Regions from separate parts of the Homo sapiens genome. Here all the other regions are linked to region 1. A link is an interaction called in ENCODE POLR2A ChIA-PET data of the cell type or tissue named here. Cell type or tissue: PC-9. All regions are shown on one strand. Links, peaks and the distances in the headings refer to the core of each region. The heading gives the core; the rest is flanking DNA. Region 1 holds the start of TRIM2 (tripartite motif containing 2). Region 2 overlaps TRIM2 (tripartite motif containing 2). Region 3 overlaps TRIM2 (tripartite motif containing 2).

Region 1 (5,807 bases), core at 288-5,287:
CTGCAACCTCCACCTCCTGGGTTCAAGCAATTCTCCTTCCTCAACCTACCGAGTAGCTGGGATTACAGGCATGCACCACCACGCCTGGCTAATTTTTGTATTTTTAGTAGAGACAGAATTTTGCCATGTTGGCCAGACTGGTCTCGAACTTTTGACCTCAGATGATCCACCCAACTCGGCCTCCCAAAGTGCTGGGATTACAGGCGTGAGCCACCGTGCCCAGCCTCATTGTGTTTTTGATTTGCACTTCCCTAATGACTAATGTTGAGCATCTTTTCATGTGTTTGTTGGACATTTATGTATTATTCTTAGAGAAATATCTATTTAAGACCTTTGCCCATCTTTAGGTTGGGTTGTTTGTCTTTTTATTGTTGAATTGCAGGAGTTTTAAAAATATATCCTGGATACTAGAACCTTATCAGATATATTATTTGCAAATATTTTCTCCCATTCTATAGGTTGTCTTTTCACTTTCTTGATAATGTCTTTTGAAGCACAAAAGGTTTTAATTTTGGTTATGTGCTGTGGTTTCTGAGCACTAGGGAGGCCCAAGCAGGAAGATAGCTTGAGGATGGGAGGTAAAAGCTGCAGTGAGCTATGAAGCTATGATCTGGCCACTGCACTCCAGCCTGGGTGACAGAGTAGGACTTTGTCTCTAAAGAAAGAAAAAAAGAAAGAAAAAATTTAAAATTTTAACGAAGTCCAATTTATCGATTTTTTTCTTTTGGCTGCTCATGGTGTCCTGAAGCTTTTTAAAATGACAGGATCCTAACACTTGTGAAGGCTATGTCACGGGCGTGTCCTCAACCTTGGAAAAATAAACTTTCTAGGTTAATTGAGAGCTGTCTCAGATTTTCTGGGTTCACACACCTTAGAAGAAAACTAGATTATTTCAGGAAGGTAACCTGTACCTTAAAGTCAAAATTGTGAAAGTATGGATGTAACAGCTCTTTTGAAATAATTAGAAGGATACAAGGGCCAGAAGGAGCCTCATACATCATTTAGAAAAGGTTCTGGAGGAATTTTACTTTAATACAAATTAAACACCAGTGGCAGAATCATAAACATTTTCAAACTAATATAGATTAGAAAGGATGGCATTTGGGGATTATTATTTTTATAATCAGAAGGGCTTGAGAAAAAGTTTGCGGAAAATAAATACGTTTCAACATTTTTCTCTGATAATTCATTTTGACAACTACTGTGTTCATTTTGATAACTACTATATCACTTTATAAATGATGAAACTATTTCAAATGTAATGACTGTACTTTTCACAGTTTGTATGCCTATAATTTATGCAATGCCACACAATCAACCAAACAACTCTTAACTTTATTTTTACTTCAGTGTATTATTTAGAAATGATATAAGGAGGCCAGCCGCGTTGGCTCGTGCCTGTAATCCCAGCACTTTGGGAGGCCAAGGCGGGCAGATCACGAGGTCAGGAGATCCAGCCATCCTGGCTGAAACCCAACTCTACTAAAAAATAAATAAATAAATAAATAAAATTAGCCGGGCATGGCGGCATGCGCCTGTAGTCCCAGCTACTCGGGAGTCTGAGGCAGGAGAATGGCCTGAACCCGAGAGGCGGAGCTTGCAGTGAGCCGAGATCACGCCACTGCACTCCAGCCTGGGTGACAGAGCGAGACTCTGTCTCAAAAAAAAAAAAAAAAAGAAATCATATAAGGAAAAAAAGCCCTACAGTTTACTTTCTGGTTCTTGGTTATTATCAAAGGGCATTGGAAGGTTAAGCTGCTGTAATAGCTTTAAAAGGGGAATTTAAGGCCGGGCGCGGTGGCTCACACCTGTAATCCCAGCACTTTGGGAGGCCGAGGTGGGCAGATCACGAGGTCAAGAGACTGAGACCAGCCTGGCCAACATGATGAAACCCTGTCTCTACTAAAAATACAAAAATTAGCTGGTCGTGGTGGTGCGCATCTGTAGTCCCAGCTACTCAGGAGCCTGAGGCACAAGAATCACTTGAACCTGGGAGGTGGAGGTTGCAGTGAGCCAAGATTGTGCCACTGCACTCAAGCCTGGTGACAGAGCGAGACTCCATCTCAAAAAAAAAAAAAAAAAAAAAAAAGTGGAATTTAGTTAAGTTTGGGAGACAGAAAGAAGCCACGGCTCTCCTGCCTTCTTCCAAATATACTGAACTTCTGATATGTTTGATCAAATGAAATGCTCATGGTCTGGCATGATTATAGGTGCAAGCCTGTAATCCCAGCTACTAGGGAGGCTGAGGCAGGAGGATGACCTGAGCCCAGGAGTTTGAGGCTACAGTGCACAATGATTGTGCCTGTGAATAGCCACTGCACTCCACCTTGGGTGATATAGTGAGACCCACATCTCTACACACACACACACACACACACACACACACACACACACGAAGAAGAACATAAACACATCAAATGTGAGCCATTTTGCTGACTTGGGCATACAATAAATCCATATCTCTGGGTTCTAAAGATGTACCAATCTTGCAGTGAGCTGAGATCACACTACTGCACTCCAGCCTGGTCAACACAGCAAGACTCTGTCTCAAAAAAAAAAAAAAAAATAGTAGACCAGGCGCAGTGGCACACTCCTGTAATCCCAGCACTTTGGGAGGCCAAGGCGGGCGGATCACTTGAAGCCAGGAGTTCAAGACCCACCTGGCCAACATGGCGAAACCCCGTCTCTACTAAAAATACAAAAATTCACCAGGTGTGGTGGTGCATTCCTGTAATTCCAGCTACTCAGGAGGCTGAGGCAGGAGAATCACTTGAACCCAGGAGGCTACGGTTGCAGTGAGCCAAGATTGTGCCACTGCACTCCGGCCTGGGCAACAGAGCGAGACTCCATCTCAATAAATAAATAAATAAATAAATAAATAAAATAAAGATGTGCCAATCAAACAAGTGTTTGCTCTGTAGATGAGGTGAGTGCTCCTGATCAGATAGTATATTCAATAAAATAAGCATGTCATCAAACTAACTTTCTTGGCCTTTGTTCTTTGGTTGAAAAACTCCCGTTGACCTCATGAATACCACATTTATTAACCCCGGAAGACAACAGATAGCTAATGCAACATAAATATCTGTGGCTTTAAAAATACATATTATTATGTGTGCAGTCTACAAACACTTTCCTGAAATTGGTCTTCTGTGGGCAGTGATTTAAACTTTTCAACTTGGACGCTTTTCCTACTGGGGGCTGTAAAGATGATAACTCAGCCCTTACTCTTCAGTGTTTCTCATTCCCGTCTCCCCTACTTCGGAATGAAACACAATATCTTAAGCAAACAGAGCCCAAAGAGGCTGATCATTGGCTCTCATTGTCCCCTGATACTGTAGCCCCGCCCCTTTGGCTTGTGCTGACTAGCTGTTTATATTTTAGTAAGGGCCACCCTTTAACTCGGCAGCTTGATGACTATAATGGGCCCAGTTGTCTGCGGGCTGCGGGGAGCTAAGTCCCCAGATTGGAGGAGGCTGGCTCTGGTCTTCGATGCACAGGAGTGGCCGTTATGGAACGCAGGTAAGGACGCTTCTCAATGTGGGATAATTCTTTTTCTGGGCCAGCTGGTTAATCCGGGGCTGGGAGAAACAAGTTGTGATTGGGTTGCTACTTTTTCCTGGTTTTAATTTTTTCCCTGCAGAAGAGGGAAGGAAAAGACTGGGATTTGCTGACAAAGCTCACAGTGAGCTCTGTTAATCCAGGCAGGAAGGGAGTAAGGAAGCAAAAAATCGAGGGAGAGACACAGCTGGATTTGACACCAAAGCAACATGAATGTGGCAAAGCATAAGGCCAGTTCCAGTGATGTTGTGAGACTCAAATGCTGTTTTATTTCCTAACATAGGTAGTCACAGTCAGGAGCTTAGCTGGGCCTCTCCGGGGTTTCTGTAAGCCAGCTGCTAGCCGATGTAACTCAGTCGACCCCATTTGAAAGGACCTAATATCTGCTAGTATTTTCAAAGGGCAAACTGTAGTAGTCTTGCATGTTATAAATAGGTCTATTCAGAAATGTGGGAACAGTTTAGAGCAGACAGGAGACTGTAAAGTTTTACTGCCCCATAAAAGTGCTCAAAGGGTACTATGTCCCTCTGCCGTGCGACTGTGGAATGAAGAAATAGCCCCAGGTGAATAGAGCGTTTGTCCTTGACTACCCAAGTGAGAAGTCAGCAGAGCCTGGGGACGCCATGTGAGTCGGGGGTGAAGCCTGATGTGGGCTCAGCCAGCCACACCTCGGGGTGCTTGCTGGTTTCCGGGGTGTGAATGGGTGAGGGTGGAAAACCACTCAGGCACCGGTCTTTGGTGCCTGCTTTATCTCTTGGCTGGCCCATTCGGTGCTCAGTGAGGCACCTGTCGTAGCTCACGGGGTGCGCAAAGGGCAAGGAAAGGGTTGTGCTGTCATTGCGACCTGTAAGGTGGGGAGGGGGCTACAACATCTCGAGTCCTGGGAGTTGCTTTAGAAAGTCCTCCTCCTCCTGCTGAAAAAAAGAATCACCTACGGCAGCTTTGATCAGATAAGTTTCTGGTGAGCCCCGTGGTGTGGAGTCAGTGAACTTGCGGTTTGTGTTTGTTATCGACAGGAGCCTGATAAAATGAAAAGGTGAGGTTTAATTTTTACATAAAGCTAGAGGTGAACCATGGGACTTTAATACATTTAATGCTTTGAAAGTCTCCCCACCTCTCCAAATTCCCTCAACTTGTATCTATTATCTAGGTACACCTTGTTTAAAGCCACCATGCTGTTTGCGGATCCTGGAGGTATTAAGTCAGAATACAAAGGGTGTTTTTCAAATGAATTTGACGCCAAGCAACATGAATGCTTGAACCCATTGTATGAAAACAGGCAGTCTCTAAGTGAGGCCAGGTTCTCCTGGTGCGGTCCTAGAGCCCTGGAGAGGGATGAGTCACCCCACGAGGAGGTCCTGACAAGGAATGGAAATTCTGACTCTGCCAGTGAACTTTTGACTCTCCCAGGTGGGGTGGAGGCTCCAAAGGGAAAGGACAGGTGTGCATCATTCACCCTCCAGGCCCACCGCAGGCCTCACAAATCCCATTTGGTCAGGTCAATGCATTCTCACCTTCCCACCTAAGTAGGTGTCCCACAGTTTAACTCAATTCTGACACTAACTGCAGTGAGTGCAGACCCTGAGGTTTAAGGGCTCAGTCCTACCAGGCTGCCCCGACCTCAGAGGCCAGTTGCAGGCTGAAGGTTGTCACTTGTGCTTCTGACTAGCTGGCTATCCATGAGAAGTTCTCACGATCCTTCCTCAGGTAGATTACAAGCTGTGTAACTTTGTCTAACTTTGTGCTGTAAGTCAGAGATTGACTTCTTGGGGTCACTGTTTTGTTAGCATAGCTCACGGAACTCAGGGAGACACTTAATTCCATTTACCAGTTTATTATAAAGGGTATTACAAAGGATACAGTTGAATGAATACATACAGCCAGGTGAAGAGATGGCTAGGGAGGGTCTTGGAGCTTTCATGTCCTCTCCGGGCGCCACTCTCCCAGCGTCTCCATGTGTTCAGCTATCCAGAAGCCCTCCAGACCCGCTCCTTTGGGTTTTTATGGAGGCCTCATTACAAAGGCATGATTGATCAAACCATTGGCCATCGGTGATTGAGTCAACCTCCTGCCCCTCTTTGCTCCCTGGAAACAGGGTCAGGGGGTGTGTATGGGTGGAGTAGGGAGAAAGGGGCTGAAAGTTCCAACTCTCTAATCACTTGCTTGGTTCCCCTGGCAACCAGCCCCCTCCAGAGGCAATCTGGGAGCCCTCAGTCGTCAATCATCTCATTAGCATACAAAAAGGC
Region 2 (5,807 bases), core at 304-5,303, 130 kb after region 1:
CTTTCTAGTTATGTTGATGTAGTAAAATGATAATAAATTCTGAGCATCTGGCATAACAAAAAACTCCTACTCTCTGATCCAACTTTTAATGGTCATCCATCCTGTTAGAAATATAAATATAATGCCCATTCTTGAAATTAGCAATTTCTTTAAAGGTGGGAAGAATAATATTATTGAAAATTATAGCACTTCTTACTCATACTTACTTGTACAGTATTTTATAACAAAGGTATCATTCACATAAGGATTTAATAACCAGATATAAGCCAAAAAAAGTGATGATTTAACAAATGATAAATCAGATTTATACAGTAATTTGGGGAACCACAATGATATGCAGTCTGTCTTGTAGATTTCATTTTCTTTTTTTAGAATGTCTTAAATGATAAGTCTTGTTATAAATAACCTGCTCAAATAGATATTTTTTTAATCCATCATGTTGGTTCAAGTATTTTGATGTAAAACAAAATAATTTAAAAATATTTCATACAGGTGTTTAATCAGGAAGGAGAATTCATGTTGAAGTTTGGCTCAAATGGAGAAGGAAATGGGCAGTTTAATGCTCCAACAGGTGTAGCAGTGGATTCAAATGGAAACATCATTGTGGCCGACTGGGGAAACAGCAGGATCCAGGTAGATCAATGTGCTAATGTATATGGTTAGAGTGTTTGGTATTTGTTAAAAGTGAAGAATTTGCTGTCCCCCAAACTGGAATGTTTTCTCTTTTCCATTGGTTAGGACATAGAACCATAGATACTCTCACCAGAAGGACCAAACTCAGCAAGATGGAGTAGAAAAAATGTTACCAGACTGAAACCCTCTAAATTGGGGTTTTAATATGGACCCCACAGACCCCCACAAAGGGTCTGAAGATAGAATTCAAGGGGGCCATTGAATAAAAATACTACATTATTATATTTATGAACCTCTGGCTGAAAATTATCATTTCCCTTAATCATGAATATAAGCAACAATCATAGTAATTTTAGTAATGCCTATGACTTTGTCACCAAGAAAAATCACAGAAATTTTCATATCATATTGTTGCAAAAATCTTGAATTGTCACTTATTCTCATCACTACTTCAAAATTACAGTAATTATTAGACCCATTACTATTTCTTATTATTTAATGTGCTAATTTTTAGAAGCACACACATATTGCTCTATCATAATTTAGTAATATTTCAATAGCTATATTTTAATATGGTTTTTTACAATCCCATGTGTTTTGTTTTATGAATTTTAAAACACTATTGTGCTAAATGACCCTTGAGTCAAAGAGGGAGTCTCAAGGAAAATTGTAAAATATATTGGACTGAATGAAAATGCAAATAGAACGTATCAAAATTTGTGGAATTTAGCAAAAACAATGCTGAGAGGGAAATTAATACGCTAAATGCTTCTATTAGAAAAGAGGAAACATTTTAAATCAATGGTCTAAGCTGCCATCTCAAGAAGCTAGAAAGAAAAGAGCAAACCCCAAACAAGCAGAAGGAAGCAAGGCCGAAATTAAAGGCTGGGCGCTGTGGCTCATGCCTTTAATCCCAGCACTTTGGGAGGCCAAGGCAGGCAGATCACTTGAGGTCAGGAGTTCGAGACAAGCTCGGCCAACACGGTGTAACCCCATCTCTACTAAAAATACAAAAAATTTGCCAGGTGTGGTGGCAGGCGCCTGCAAGCCCAGCTACTCAGGAGGCTGAAGCAGGAGAATCGCTTGAACCCAGGAGGAAGAGGCTTCAGTGAGCCAAGATCACATCATTGCACTCCAGCCTGGGCAACAGAAGGAGACTCTGTCTCAAAAAATTAAAAAAAAAAAAGAAATGAAATTCAAAACAGAAAAGCAATAGGGAAAATCCATGAAATAGCAAACTGGCTCTTTGAAAAGATAGTAAAACCAACAAAACCCTAGCAAGACTGACAAAGGAAATAAGAGAAAAGACACAAAATACTAATATTAATACATGTTCTGTAGACATCAAAAGGATAATAAGGGAATTCTGTGAACAACTCTACATACACAAGTTTGACAACTTAGATGAAATAGACAACTCCTCAAAAAATACCAACTCCACAACTCCCGTATGAAATAATTTGAATAGCCCTATAACTATTAAGAAAATTTAATTCATAATTTTAAAACACCAAAAAGAAATGTCTAGATGGAGATGATTTCACCATGGAATTCTTCCAAATGTTTAAAGAATTTAGTAACAATTGTATACAATTTCTTCCAGAAAATAGAAGATAAGAGAATACTTCCCAACTCATTTTCCAATCAGCTTTTGAAGCCCTGATACCAAAACCAGGCTAAGACAGTACAAAAAAGAAAGCTACAGACCATATTCCTCCTGTGTGTAAAAATTCTTAAAGATATATTAACAAATATAATTCAGCAATATGTAAAAATTGCTCCATGACCAAGTGGAGTTTATTCCAGGAATGCAAGACTGGTTTAGTATTAGAAAATCAGGGAGTCTCTGAGCTACTCTGGCTTGGGAGGCTGCCCTTTAAAAAATAAAAATAAAAATAAAGAAAATCAGTCAATGTAATAATCCACCATAGTAAAATTCTAAAGAAGAAAAACTATATGATCATATCAATTGACACTGAAAAATCATTTGACAAAATTTAATACCCATTCATGACAAAACTCTCAGAAAACTAAGACTCTCTCAACTTGATAAACAACATCTATGAAAACCATAGCTAACACCATACTTCATAGTAAAAGACTGAATGCATTCCCTATAGAGCAAGGATGTCTGCAAGGATGTCTCACCATTCTTGTTCAATATAATACTAGAAGTTCTAGCCAGCACAAAAGGTAGAAAGGAAATAAAAAGCTTACAAATTAGAGTGGAAGAAATTAACCACTCTCCCTGTTTGCAGATAACATGATGTTTACATAGAAAATCCCAAAGAATCTATAAAAACAGTTCCTAGAATAGGTGAGTTCAGCAAGATTGCAGAATATAAGATCAACATACAAAAATCAATTATGGTCAGGCACGGTGGCTCATGCATGTAACGCCAGCACTTTAGGAGGCCAAGGTGGGAAGATTGCTTGAGGCCAGGAGTTTGAGACTAGCCTGGGCAACACAGGACGACACTATCTCTACAAAAGAATACAAAGATTAGCCAGACATGGTGGCACATGTCTATAGGCTCAGCCACTCAGGAGGCTGAGGCATGAGGATTCCTTAAGTCTGGGAGTTGGAGATTGCAGTGAGCTATGATTGTGCTACTGCACTCCAGCCTGGGTGACAGAGCAAGACCCTGTCTCTTAAGAAAAAACAAAAAAAAATTATATTTTTATAAACTAGCAACTAACAGTGAAAACCAAAATTAAAAACACAATACCATTTAGAATCACTGAAAAAATATATACTTAGATATTATAACAAAACATATTCAATATTTGTATGCTGAAAACTATAAAATGCTGGCAAAAGAAATCAAAGAAGTTCTAAGTAAATGGAGAAACAACTGTGTTCATGGATTGCAAGACTCAACAATGATGTCAGTTGTCTTCAAATTAATATACAGGTTTAACACAAAATCTCAGCAGGATTTTTTGCAGATATAAATCTTATTTTAAAATTTATATGGCAAGGCAAAGGAAATAGCTAAAACAATTTTGAAAAAGAAGAATAAATTGAGAGGAATCACTCTACCCTTACAAACCCATAGAGTAAGCTATATGACTTACTATATAGTTACCATAATCAAGGCTATGTAATATGGTGGAGGAATAAACACATACATCAGTGGGACAGAATAGAGAATCTAGAAATTGCTCCCACAGTTGTACAGCCTATTGCATTTTGACAAAGGTACAAAAGCAATTCAATGGAGGAATGATGGCCTTTTCAACAAATGGGACTGGAACAACTAAGACCACCACAGAGGAAAAAAAGAATGAACATTAATTTGTACAAAAAGTTGACTCAAAATGGACTGTAGATTTAACTGTAAAATGTAAAACTATAACATTTTTAGAAGATAATGTTTGAGGAGATAAACTTTTAGAATAATTTAAGAGAAAATCTTTGGGACCTAGGGCTCCATGAAGAGTTTTTAGACATAATACCCAAACTATAATCCATAAAAGAAAAACAATTAACAAATTGGGTTTCATAAAAAATAAAAGGTTTTGCTCTGTGAAAGATCTCTTTAAGAGGATAAAAAGATAGGCAACAGACTGAGAGAAAATATTTACCAACTGAATTTCTGACAAAGGAATTATACCTAGAATATGTAAAGATTCTCAAGACTCAGCAGTAAAATAATTTAACAATCCAATTAGAATAATGAACAAAAGGCGGCTGGGTGCTGTGGCTCACATCTGTAATCCCAGCACTTTGGGAGGCCAAGGCGGGTGGATGACCTGAGGTCAGGAGTTTGAGACCAGCCTGGCCAACATGGCAAAACTGCGTCTCTACTAAAAATACAAAAATTAGCTGGGTGTGGTGGTGTGTGCCTGTAATCCCAGCTACTTGGGAGGCTGAGGCAGGAGAATCACTTGAACCCAGAAAGCGGAGGTTGCAGTGAGCCATGATCACACCATTGCACTCCAGCCTGGGTGACAAGAGTGAAATTTCGTCTCAAAAAAAAAAAAAGAAAAACGAGCAAAAGGCATAAAGAGAAATTTTACTGAAGAGGATGTATACATAAAAAGATGTGCAATATCACTAGACATTAAGGAAGTACAAATTAAGACCATGGTGAGATATTACTGCACACTTATAAGGATAGCTAAAATTAAAAATATTAATAATGCCAAATGCTGGAGAGCATGTAGAGAAACCAGATCTCTCATGCATTGCTGGTAAAAATGCAAAACTACACAGTCAGCCTTGAAAATAGTTTGGTATTTCTTTAAAAACTAAACATATACTTACCATACAACCCATAAATTATACTCCTGGCTGTCTGTCCCAGAGAAGTGAAAACTTACGTCCACACAAAAACCTGTACATTGTTGTTCATAGAAGATTTATTTGTAATAGCCCAAAACTGAAAATAACCCAGATGTCTTTCAATAGGTTCATGATTAAACAAACTGGTATGTCTATACTATGGAATATGACTTGGCATTAAAACGGAACAGACTAATGATACACTCAACAACTCTGATGCATCTCAAGGGCATGATGCTGAGTGAAAAAAAGCCATTTTCAGAAGGTTACATACTATATGATTCTATTTGTGTACCATTCTCAAAAAAATAACAAAATTATAGAGAAGGAAAACAGATTAGTGGTTGGCAAGGATTAGAGATGTGAGGAAAGGGGAGTAAGTAGCAAGAGGGAGATCTTTATGTTGATGGGATAATTCTGTACGTTGGTTGCAGTGGTAAATCTACACACATGATAAAATGACATAAAACTGTACACACACAACCCAAAGTCAATGTATTGGGTTTTGTGTGGTACCATAATTATAGAAGATGTGACCATTGGAGGAAACTGAGTGAAGAGTACACAGGACCTTTCTCTACTATCTTTGCCACTTCCTATGAATCTATAATTATTTCAAAATAAAAATTTAACAGAAGTAACAAAGCAGAAACCGATAGACCAAAAGAAAGTGATTTCACATCCAAACATATAATCAGCCCCCCGTACCCCCAAATCTCACATTTGTGAATTCAACCAAATACAGATCAAAAATTTCAGGAAAAATAATTTGTTAAATACAATGATTAAAAATAATACGAATTGTAAAAATACATAATATTATTTACATTATATAGCATGCTCTAGGTATTAGAAGTAATCTAGAGATGATTTAAAATATATGGGG
Region 3 (5,807 bases), core at 563-5,562, 91 kb after region 1:
CCTCCTCTCATTTATTCATTCAGTAGTGTTATTGAATACCTACTAAATGTATGGTATTATCTAGGCTCTGGGTGGGAGAGTTCCTGGGCTTAGGAATTTAAAATCTTTTATTTCATAAATTGGGTATAAATAAAAGTGATTTGGTGACTGCCTTCACTTTGTGAAAATCCATCAAGCTGCATTAAGATTTATGCCCTTTTCTGTATTGTGTTATATGTCAAGAAAAAGTTCCTCCTAAAAGTGCTTTGGGAATTGAAAACTGGAAGACATTATTTCCAGCTGAGAAAACAAGGTAATACCTCTGCAAGGAAGCTAATTTTCTGGCTTTATATTATATTGTTACTGAAAGTTCGTCATTGTCAGGGTCATATTTTTTTATTTTCAGGTAAGCAGATGATGTCATCATCATCATCATCATCATCCCCACAGCAGCTACTACATATTAAGAACTTATTATGTACCAAAGCCAGGTGCCATCTGAGTTCTTCGTGCATACTAACCTACTTATTCTTCATAGTAGCCCTGTGAAGTAGGTTACTGTTACTATCTCCATTTGACAGAGACAGAAGTTGTGACACAGTGAGGCTGAAAATTTGTCCAAGGTCATTCAGCTAAATAAGTGGTGAAGCCAGGAGACAAACTGCTCAGTCCAGACTTCTTATTTGGATAAGTCTCTTAGCCAAACAGTAGCAGTTCTCAAAGTGTGGTCCAGGAACCCTTGTGGGTCCCAAGACGTTTTCAAGCAGTCTTCAAGGTCAATACTATATTCATAATCATATGAAGACATTATTTGCTTTTTTCACTCTCGTTCTCTCAAGAGTGCACAGTGGAATTTTCCACAGGCTATGTGATGTATGCTATCACAATGGACTCAATGCAGAAGTGGATACAAGTCTCCAGCCATCTTCTGTTAAGCCAGACGCTGCAGATATTTACAAAAATGGAAAACAATACCATTTTTCCCACAAATTTTTTTGTTTTTCACAATATATTTATTTTCATAAATTACATTATTCACATTAACATTTAATGGGCTTATTACTGCTTTTAATAAATTAAATACTTTAAAATTTTTATCCGTTCTAATTTTTAAAAATTTGATTAAATACTAATTTTAAAATTTTTTGTAGAGACAGAGTCTCGCTATGTTTCCCAGGCTGGTCTTAACTCCTGGCCTCGAGTAATCCTCCAGCCTTGGCCTCCCAAAGTGCTGGGATTATAGGCATACGCCACTGCACCCAGCCTAGTTTCAATTTTTAATATAAGAAATATCTATAAATATAACCCACATACACGAAAGCTCTTTTGGAGTCCTCAATAATTTTTAAAGATTATAACGGGGTCCTGATATAAAAATGTTTGAGCACCACAGCCCTATACTGTACTGCCTTGGGGCAGTGGATACCCAAAAGCTGGTTTTATGGTTATAGAAGCAGCTTAGAAGTCAGCTCCATTTCTGAGACCTGTCACATAAAAATGTGTCCTTCCTTTTCTCCTGTGAAGCTGGACTTAATAATGCTGACATTCTGGGGTGGCTCTCATTTAATTATGAGAGACTGCAAGGCAAGTGCTTAGTGTAGAGTAAGCCCTCAACCCATGGCCCAGAACCAGGAACTTTTCTTGTGTCATCCACAGGTGATGGAATTTTACTGCCAGTCCTGTGAGACTGCCATGTGTCGGGAGTGCACGGAGGGGGAGCACGCAGAGCACCCCACAGTTCCACTCAAGGATGTGGTGGAACAGCACAAGGCCTCGCTCCAGGTCCAGCTGGATGCTGTCAACAAAAGGTGGGGGACCCCTCCCCAAACCCCCAACTGGCTGCCTGTACTTGAGGCCTGGCCTCATGGCCTCTTGTCTAGGTACAAGAGTAGGTTCATATTTCCCTTGAGATATCAGGCTTTGTGGGTAAATAAGTTCTTTTATCATGGATTTGTTGTCATAAACTAATGAGTGAGGAAGGTTGTCTTCTGCCTGTTGGTAGAACTCCAGCCTCCTTATGAGTGGCATTTTTGTTTTAGTACCTAAGTATGATTACATGAATTAAAGTACACTCAAATAAACTGCTCTCAGGAGAGTTCTGAAATTCATCCCTGAAACCAGGCTCTCTGAGGAGCCTTCCTTATCTGCTGTTCCTGACACACATACAGGCCATTTTGTTGGCTGTGATTGGCTCCTTTCTGTCTGAGCTCTGCAAAATGGTCTTGAGCAGTGATTGCTAATTTTCCTTGTTTTCCTGCTTCCAAGTTCCTTCTTTGGCACAGAAATGAAAGAACAGAGTAGCTGAGTGGTGCATGAAAAAGACCAAAGAGAGGAAATGAGAAGCCAGCAGAAAAGCAGACAAAATAAATCTCTCCACTGATAGCTGTAGTGAGAAAAGTGTGGTTGTTCTATAGTAATTCAAAGAACTTGGAAACTTACGAGAAGTTCTCAAGAAACTGGGTTTGGATAAATGTTTTATGTGGCTAGGGTAAAAGATACAGCTATCTAGAATAGTGGTTCTCAGCCATTCGGCAATGCCTGGAGACATTTTTGGTATCACAACTGTGTGTTTTGGCAGGGGGTTGGGGAGAGGGAGGCAGGGCGGGGAGAGCTATTGGTATCTGGTAGAGGACAGGCTGCTGTTAAACATCATACAATGCACCAGACGGCCCCTGCAACGAAGAATTAACCTGGCCAGAATGGCTTTTCAGAGAGCTTCAAGTCTATACACTTAATTAATTATTAAAATTGGACAATTGATGGTAGATTGAAATTGACAATTTTGATTGTCTCTGAAGAGACAAAATCTCTTCTCTCTAAGGCAGTAATTATGTCATATCTTATTCTGTTCTCTGGTTATTGTTTTTTTAAAGATGATGAAAGGCATAGAATTTTTTTAAACAAAATGTAGTGTTTAGATAGATTTTGGAATATTTCTGGGTTGAGGTTAAATAACGACCTTTAACAACTGTCCACCAGGCTCCCAGAAATAGATTCTGCTCTTCAGTTCATCTCTGAAATCATTCATCAGTTAACCAACCAAAAGGCCAGCATCGTGGATGACATTCATTCCACCTTTGATGAGCTCCAGAAGACTTTAAATGTGCGCAAGAGTGTGCTGCTTATGGAATTGGAGGTCAACTATGGCCTCAAACACAAAGTAAGACCAGAATCATTACAGATGTCCTGGAAGAGACATGATATCCAAGGGCACTAGCTTATTGTTTCCTAATAGCAACAAGGGGTCCTTAAGTGTCATCATTGTATAGTAAACTATAGTTTTCACTGAATGTAATATCCAGCTATTTTTTCCCCTATTTTCAGCAAAATTCGATGACTCTGTGACTTTAAGTACTAGTTTATAATTTGACAAGAGGCAAGGTTGAATATAATGTAATGCTTTTAGCATTTAGAGTTAAACTGGATTGTTTTCATTCCTCAGTTATAACATGAAATAGTTTCTTAATTGCTCTCTCACCCACACCAACCTGTTAGTCAGCTTCAAAATGAACCCTGACTGCAGCCTTTGTTTAACTCTGCATGTCTGTTCACAAAACAGGGATGAGAAACCTCTGATGTTCAGGTGTGGAGAGTTTTCATTTGTTTACTTCCTGTTCCTTTAGGTGGTGATGGACATGGGGACATGGGGAAAGATACTGAATAATGAATATTTCAGATGTCAGGCATAGCAATTAATTTGCTATGCTCTTGGTAGTGACCTTTCTGTTTTCCCCTCTCCAAAACACATGAGCCAAGAAATACATGTGTGGAAGAGAGGGCGAGGCGGAAGGGAAACCTCGAAAAGGTACTGGGAATGCAGTTTAGGACTTTGCGTTAGCACTGGGTTCCCTGGGTTGACAAACACCGCTTGCTCAGAGCCACCTGCGTGGGCAGGTGTAGAGTCTCCTTCTCGCCGGTGGAGGGCACTGCCCCGGGCTAGGCCCCGCCCTGTGGGACGAGCTCACCAGGCCTCCGGTTTTCCCGCAGGTCCTCCAGTCGCAGCTGGATACTCTGCTCCAGGGGCAGGAGAGCATTAAGAGCTGCAGCAACTTCACAGCGCAGGCCCTCAACCATGGCACGGAGACCGAGGTCCTACTGGTGAAGAAGCAGATGAGCGAGAAGCTGAACGAGCTGGCCGACCAGGACTTCCCCTTGCACCCGCGGGAGAACGACCAGCTGGATTTCATCGTGGAAACCGAGGGGCTGAAGAAGTCCATCCACAACCTCGGGACGATCTTAACCACCAACGCCGTTGCCTCAGAGACAGTGGCCACGGGCGAGGGGCTGCGGCAGACCATCATCGGGCAGCCCATGTCCGTCACCATCACCACCAAGGACAAAGACGGTGAGCTGTGCAAAACCGGCAACGCCTACCTCACCGCCGAACTGAGCACCCCCGACGGGAGCGTGGCAGACGGGGAGATCCTGGACAACAAGAACGGCACCTATGAGTTTTTGTACACTGTCCAGAAGGAAGGGGACTTTACCCTGTCTCTGAGACTCTATGACCAGCACATCCGAGGCAGCCCGTTTAAGCTGAAAGTGATCCGATCCGCTGATGTGTCTCCCACCACAGAAGGCGTGAAGAGGCGCGTTAAGTCCCCGGGGAGCGGCCACGTCAAGCAGAAAGCTGTGAAAAGACCCGCAAGCATGTACAGCACTGGAAAACGAAAAGAGAATCCCATCGAAGACGATTTGATCTTTCGAGTGGGTAAGGAGAGGGCTTCTGTGCCCGACGCCTGAGCTGGCACTGGTTAAGGGGTAACTGGGCACGTGTCATTGCAAATAGCAACACTGCAGCCCAGAACTCTACCTGCAGGTGTTAGGAGATGTACTGCTATAAAATTTGATATATTTTGTTAGTCGAGCTTATGCAGTCTCCTCCAGAGATGGTATTTCCTTCTCCTCCGCCTCTAGTCTCCTCCCTACTCCCTCCTTTCTCTTCTTCCTCTTCCTTAAGACACAAGTGCTGCATATTCATTGTAGGAAATTACAAGCTGAAAATAAGCAAAAAGAGAAATAGAAAAATCATAGCACCCGTAATCTGAAAATCTTGAAGGAAAAATTGGCAATCCTCCCCCTAACCCCCACCACCAACGCCCCTCTTCCCTGGGAGGGTCTTCTTGTGCCAGAGCTGAGGCTGTACGGTTGGCAGAGCATGTGATGCCTCCCTGTCACTGCATCGGCATTGCAGGAGGGAGGGGATGTGTGCATTGCAAGTTGCAACCACCTCCAGCTGTGTGTAGCTGGAGAGCAGCCCCAAGGAGAGGAGGAGGGGTGGAAACTTGGAGAAAGAATGGGGTTGAGGCGGGGTTGGGGTGGAAGCAAGAAGGTACCCGATGAGCCAAGAGAGTTAGGAATGCAAATAGCCCTTCCCTCCTCTGATTTATGGTCTCTCTCTTTTTAAACTTTCTATGTTCTCAGTAGAAAGCAACTAAATGTAAACAGCAAAGGGCTTGATGATTCTTAAGGGAGAAAAGTCTGCATTTTAGTTAGCTTCAAAAAGTAGCTCCAGCAGACTTCTTTTCCTCCCTCTTCCATTTAACAATGCAGTATCTCTGAAAGAGTGCTGCACTGTATATTAGCTGGCACATGTAGAAAAACAATTCTATGGTTCAGATAAATTTGGGAAACCTTAGGCTAAATGAAGGAAGTGGACTTTTTTAAATTGCAGAACTTCTTAAAACCTTTAGAATCTGCTGATGTACATTGTAGGTCTCTGAGGCAGGAGAGGGATAGATAACAGGCAGCACATCCAAACTTCCAACCATAGAACTTTTTCCCTGGAACGTCTTGGGAAATGAAGGCTCTGTGGAACGTTCTTGGGC

Evidence for each region. ChIA-PET counts read pairs that join two places held together with the same protein. Peaks named below come from ENCODE experiments on the same cell type or tissue, not always from the same donor. Only the 100,000 strongest peaks of a DNase experiment are listed, where the experiment ranks them.
Region 2: POLR2A ChIA-PET joins it to region 1 with 12 read pairs; 2 of 35 experiments call an interaction of 5 or more read pairs at or near these places.
Region 3: POLR2A ChIA-PET joins it to region 1 with 27 read pairs; 3 of 35 experiments call an interaction of 5 or more read pairs at or near these places.

The regions. Positions count from the first base shown.
Region 1 is chr4:153,201,039-153,206,845 of GRCh38, forward strand. It overlaps TRIM2 (tripartite motif containing 2), which reads left to right and starts at 3,405. Exons shown (of 12, transcript NM_015271.5): 1 at 3,405-3,522. The coding sequence starts at 3,493. RefSeq lists an enhancer at 4,956-5,807. In PC-9, for the core only: no CTCF peak of the experiment used is centred there; DNase peaks (open chromatin) are centred at 3,383, 4,123 and 4,943; H3K4me3 peaks cover 2,366 bases; H3K27ac peaks cover 2,403 bases.
Region 2 is chr4:153,328,038-153,333,844 of GRCh38, forward strand. TRIM2 (tripartite motif containing 2) reads left to right here. Exons shown (of 12, transcript NM_015271.5): 11 at 493-633. Among named protein-coding and RNA genes, the nearest start is that of MND1, 14 kb to the right of the region's middle. In PC-9, for the core only: no CTCF peak of the experiment used is centred there; no DNase peak of the experiment used is centred there.
Region 3 is chr4:153,291,347-153,297,153 of GRCh38, forward strand. TRIM2 (tripartite motif containing 2) reads left to right here. Exons shown (of 12, transcript NM_015271.5): 4 at 1,636-1,787; 5 at 2,959-3,139; 6 at 3,967-4,690. Among named protein-coding and RNA genes, the nearest start is that of MND1, 50 kb to the right of the region's middle. In PC-9, for the core only: no CTCF peak of the experiment used is centred there; a DNase peak (open chromatin) is centred at 3,495; H3K27ac peaks cover 3,429 bases.